Regions from separate parts of the Homo sapiens genome. Here region 1 is linked to region 2. The links are chromatin contacts, found by Hi-C or POLR2A ChIA-PET in ENCODE. All regions are on one chromosome and are shown on one strand. Each heading gives the region's core, a stretch centred on a gene start or an enhancer-like site at or near the end of the contact. The rest is flanking DNA. Distances are from core to core; before and after follow the strand shown.

Region 1 (2,700 bases), core at 125-2,624, 210 kb after region 2:
ATGACCTTGGACAAATAATTTCTGTTCTTTGAGGCTTTTAAAAGACGTCTCGCTCTTTATTAGATAGATGGCATACATGGCGAGGCTTTATAAGCGGTAAAGCACTATCAGGTATAAACTACGAATGTCTTGCAATCAGATAATTCTAGCTGTTCTTGCTTGTAGTTTATGTTTTAACCAATAATTTTGAGGTGAGAGAGCTGGCAGTTTGTAGAAAACCCAGTTTGCAAGAATGAGTGGAGAGAAAGGGAAGTTTCAAATCTGCAGAGGAAGAGGTGTGGGAGCCCGCCCTCTGAAGGTCTGCTTAAAATTCAACTCGCAAAACAGATGAATAAGAGAAAAGGCATACAAGTTTATTTAATAAGAGAAAAGGCATACAAGTTTATTTAATATGTATACACAGGAGCCTTCAGAATGAAGACCCAAAGGTACAGGGAAAATTGTCCATTTTTATGCTTAGGTTCAACAAAGTATGGACAGCTGTGTGGAAATATGATTGGAAGAAAAGGCTATGATCTAATGCTAATAGGCTGAGTGGGGAAACCCAGCAAGTCTGTCTGTCTAGATTCTTCTCAGCCTCTCTGAGCAGCATTCCTTCCTTCTGGGTATGGGCAGGACTCTCTCTGGAATGGGGGTCTTACAACCTATAGTCAGACAAGGTAGGTCAGGTGATTTCTTTTCTTTTTTGAGATGGAGTTTCACTCTTGTTGCCCTGGCTGGAGTGCAATGGCTCGATCTTGGCTCACTGCAGCCTCTGCCTCCTGGGTTCAAGTAATTCTCCTGCCTCAGCCTCCCAGGTAGCTGGGATTACAGGCGCCCACCACCATGCCCAGCTACTTTTTTGTAGTTTTAGTAGACACAGGGTTTCGCCATGTTGGCCAGGCTGGTCTCGAACTTCTGGCCTCAGGTGATCCGCCCGCCTTGGCCTCCCAAAGTGCTGGGATTACAGGCGTGAGCCACCACACCCAGCCAAGTTATTTCTTTATGGACAGTTTTTACACAGAAAGGTGGAGGGAGAGTAATATTTTTAGGTATGATGGCTTGCTTTGGGGAAAAGGGGTTCTGTTTCTGTGACCCACCTTGGAGAAGGAGGGATTCAAGTTTCTCTGGCTAGCCTTGGGGAACAATGGTACTGAGAAGGCTGGAGGGCCTCTTTTCCGTTTCCCAGCCCCTTTCCAGGAAAAGGCTGTGGGGCAGAGTTGGTTCATTAGGAACTCTGAGATTTACCAAAGCATGATCCTTCACATTTAGCTGGGGATCTAGTCAGTTTAAAAGAAGACAAGAAAAACATTTGCCTTGCTTTCCTTTTTAAAACGGCTTTATGGCCTTAAGTAAGTTTCACTGCCCAATTCAGCCTCTAGGGAGGGGCTCACAGGGCCTCAGGGAGGGGCCCAGTGCTTCCGCCTTGAGGATGCTTGCCCAGGATCTCTGGCCTTAGGCCTGCTCACACTCCTCCCAACTTTAAAGAGACAAATCTATTGTAGACTCTAGAAGACTTGCTTGGAAAAAAGTTATGGGTTTTCATTTTTCTCCCATCTTGATCAACTGTCCTTGTTTAATAATAGAACTAAGCACACTCCTCATATCCATTCTGCTCTTCAGAGGTAAAACCTTCATGGCTTTTCTGAAGTGAGCGTCATGCTTGTAAATAAATAAAAATAGTATCTAACTGGCTCAGAGGACAAAGAACATGAAGAAAGTGACTCATTAGGTGGCTCAAAAAGCGACTCATTGGTTATTCTATAAATACGTTTGCCATGTTTTAAAAGGCTCACAATCGTGTTTACAAACCAGTGCTGTGGTTAATTTGAGTATATCCTAGTTTCGAAGTGAGAATAATCAGCTTGTGATTCAGACTAATATTTTACTGTCTGTTACTATTTGATTAAATGACACTAAAATCTGAATAATGACTTGTGTCCCCCCTTTCTCTCTCTCTCTTTGCTGTTTTCAGTAGAGCATGCACCATTTTGAACGTGAATTTTCGGTAAAGTAAACTATGCTGATTTCTCAGACTTTAAAGATGCTCTGTTTCTGTGTGTGAAATAGGACCCAAAGTGTCTCGATTGCTGAAGTGATGAACAAGTGGGAAAGCAGATTTGAGACTATTTCCTTATCTGAATATTTAAATGAAATACAGCATCTTTAAAAAGCACCCAGTGACTTCATCTATATTCATTTCATTTTCATCATGACCTTCAAAATCTTCATTTTCACTCTGATTTCAGTTTTAAAATACAGCTCTAAAACCTGCAAATCAACTGCATGGCATTTTGGTATATTTTAATTTTGGAAACCATAACTCTCAAAGTCCCGTTGCTGCAAAAATGTTGATTCCTAGTTACTCTGATGAAGAGGAAAGAGTGTTAGGCACTTGAGCTCTTAGTTACAGGGAGACAACTTACTGGCTTTTATAACTGACGGTAGGGAAAAACAGTTCTTTTGTAAGCATCCTTTATAATTCTCGAGCTGTGACAGGAGTACAGCCTCCTCACCTGCCTGAAGCCAAAGGAGAAGGTGGTTCTCCCGAGAGCTGGGGGCTTGCCTGCTTCGGTTCTCTCCTGAGGGTGGCTGGTAAGTCTGGTGTTACCCTAGTGTGGTCTCATGGCCACTTGGCCTCCCTTCCTGTATGTGACCACAAAGGAGCTCAGAATTAGAGAGACTGTAGATTACCCACTGCTGGCTGCTAACATGGGCCTA
Region 2 (2,758 bases), core at 58-2,557:
GGCTCTGCTGGGTGCCTCAGGCACCCTGAGTTCTCTTCACCAGCCAGTGCTACAGGTGGTATTTGGATGTGGTCGCCATTTTACTAGGGGAGCTGGTGGTTCAGGGAGGGGCAGGGCCTCCCAAGCTCACAAGTCTGGTAGGTGGAATCTGGACCCAGGGCTCCTGGCCCCCCTACCACACCATGGTGTCTCAGGTTTCCTAAGGTAATAAGTACCTTTCCAGAGTCCTGGGAAAGGGTTAAGTTGCCAGCATCAAAAATTAATTAACCTGTAGGATAAAGGGAGTCAATTGACTCCAGAGAAAGCAAGCAGTGTCCCCGGACATTGGGTATATCACCCAAGGAAAGCGTAAGCGAAAGTGGAAGGAGTGGGGAAGTAGAGGAGAGGGAGAGAGGAAGGAAGGAGGAGAAGAAGAAAGAAAGACAAAGAGAGGGAGGGATGATGAGGATGGGAGAGAGAAGGAAGGAAGGAAAAAAGTAAGGAAGGGAAAGGAAGAAAGAAACAAAGAAAAAGAGAAAGGAAGAAGAAAGAAAAGACAGAAAGAAGAAAGAAAAAGGAAGAAAGAAAAAGGAAGAAAGAAAAAGAAAGAAAGAAAGAGAGAAAGAAAGAAAAGAAAGAAAGAAGAAAAGGAAAGAGAGAGAAAGGAGCTGGGCTTTGCTGGTGAAAAGGAGTAGCTGTATAAGGTTACTTCATCTTTCTTTGTTCATCACCTCTACATGGGGAGTAATAGTCCCTCTTCATAAAGATTATGAAGTGAAACCATGTGCTTATAGTGCCTGATACAGGCATTCAATAAATAGCAATAAAAATCATAATGGCTAACCCTTATCTGGAACGTATAATGAGCCAGATACTACATTAAGAGCTTTCCATTTGCCAACTCCTGTAGTCCCCCCAGCAACCCTGGAGGGAACCATTGTTATCACCCCTGTTTTAAGATGACGGCAGGAGGTACAGAGAGTTGAAGTGGTTATTGTTCCAAGCCAGCTTCTACATTCCCCCTAAGGGCCAACTTTAAGTTCCTTGAGTCTCTTAAAGTCTGCAGACAGGAGAGAGGGTGTGAGGGGTGTCTGGGATCCTCCTCCCAGGAAAGGGGCTCACCTTCACAATGACATCCATGGCATTCTTGTCTTCCTGCTTGCTTTCCCCAAAGGACCTGACGTTGAAGGAGCAGATCCTCATGGCCAGGGCGCTGTGGATGGAGAGGAGGAGAAGCAGCAGTGGGGCCAGCTCCCGTGACATCCTGGCGCTGCTCTGGCTTCAAGACTCTGTGAGAAGACAGCAGTGCTTGGAGTGCTGGATTCTGGCCACTTCCGCAGGCTCCACTGACTTATAAAGCCTGCAGATAACAGGAATTACTGGATTTCTCCTTGCAACTTTCAGTTCTCTGAGGAACTGAAGATCATGGGTTTTAATCCCCAAGGAAATACAGATACATTGGGCTAGCCTTTAAGGAGCCCTTATGTTCGTCACCCTGGTGCAGAAATTGGCATGCCTCATTTAGGCGCCATCCTCCACAAAGTCACTCATATCCCAACCGGGAGCCAGCTCTGACATCTAGTCATCGGTCTTGCGGTTGCATGCCATGTGCCTTTTCCTGACAGTGGATGAACTCGGAAGTGGTCCACCCTAGAGGGCACCTGGGGTGACGGAACCTTCTGCTGGGGGACAATGAGGCAGGAGGCATGGGAAATTCTGCTCGGTTTTCTCTAAATCACTGGGATTTGGCGGCCTGCTGTCCTCAGACACACCCAGACTGTGACTCTAATTGCCCTGGTGGTGTAAAGTAAGGTCAAGAGTAGTTTGAATTACTTAATTTTTTTAGGCAGCTTTACCGTACAAATACTAGGAGTGTGTTGCCAGAGAAAGCAATTGGGGATCTGATGGAATGGATGAGGAAAATGTCCCTGGACTCTGCGAGCAAATAGCCCGTGAAACCCATGGAGAGACCCGTGATTGAAGCTGATATTAATTTAATATTGGCGAGAGTTGTGTGACCCTGGGAGAGAAAGGTCTTGTAAGAACTGTAGGATATCAACTCAAGCAAAATGACTTTTAGAGATATGGGCAGGAAACTATGAAGATCTGTAAAGCAAAAAAAAATTAAAAAAAAAAGCAAAATCCAATCAAGGTATATTAATGGACTTTGGCAAAGACAATTCTGTGAAAAGGGTAGGGAATAAGAATAACTCCAAGCCAGCATCGGGATCTGTGGACCAACCCCTCTTGTGGTGATGGGTCTGTGGCCACAGCCACAGGGAAAATTATACATATATCCCCAACATACATCCAGGCAGCATACTGGCCAAGCATGCCAGGAATTCTATAAGATAACCCCAAATAGTACATGGAAGGAAATGGTTTCCTGAGTTCGTGCTGCAATGAATCTCCCTGTTGTCTGCAACCTAAGACCTCAGGCCTGGTTGAATCTCTGGTAAAGGTGGCTCTGGGCCGGGCGCAGTGGCTCACTCCTGTAGCCCCAGCACTTTGGGAGGCTGAGGTGGGTGGATCACTTGAGGTCAGGAGTTCAAGGCCAGCCTGGCCAACATGGTGAAACCCTGTCTCTACTAAAAATACAAAAATTAGCCAGGCGTGGTGGTGGGCGCCTATAATCCCAGCTACTTGGGAGGCTGAGGCAGGAGAATGGCTTGAACTTGGGAGGCAGAGGCTGCAGTGAGCCAAGATTGCACCACTGCACTCCAGCCTGGGCAACAGAGTGAGATTCCATCTCAATAAAATACAAAAACAAAAAAAAAGG

What was found. A loop is a pair of places that touch in the nucleus more often than their neighbours do. ChIA-PET counts read pairs that join two places held with the same protein, here RNA polymerase II (POLR2A). Pooled maps may share reads with other maps.
Region 1: a loop to region 2 is called in a map with no recorded cell type, with 2.2 times the contacts of the local background. The contact joins the enhancer-like site here to the promoter of DNASE1L3 in region 2. A Hi-C loop is called at or near these places in 4 of 37 single-sample maps with no recorded cell type and 4 of 50 pooled maps. POLR2A ChIA-PET finds 5 or more read pairs at or near these places in 4 of 52 experiments (GM10248, H1, T-cell and 1 more).

Annotation. Positions count from the first base shown.
Region 1 is chr3:58,418,582-58,421,281 of GRCh38, forward strand. All of the region lies in intron 17 of PXK (PX domain containing serine/threonine kinase like), which reads left to right. Among named protein-coding and RNA genes, the nearest start is that of PDHB, 14 kb to the right of the region's middle. Within about 2 kb of position 1,375, at least 13 of the 41 ENCODE cell types and tissues checked have a DNase peak (open chromatin) inside an H3K27ac peak, as active enhancers do.
Region 2 is chr3:58,209,665-58,212,422 of GRCh38, forward strand. It overlaps DNASE1L3 (deoxyribonuclease 1L3), which reads right to left and starts at 1,308. Exons shown (of 8, transcript NM_004944.4): 1 at 1,102-1,308. The coding sequence starts at 1,242.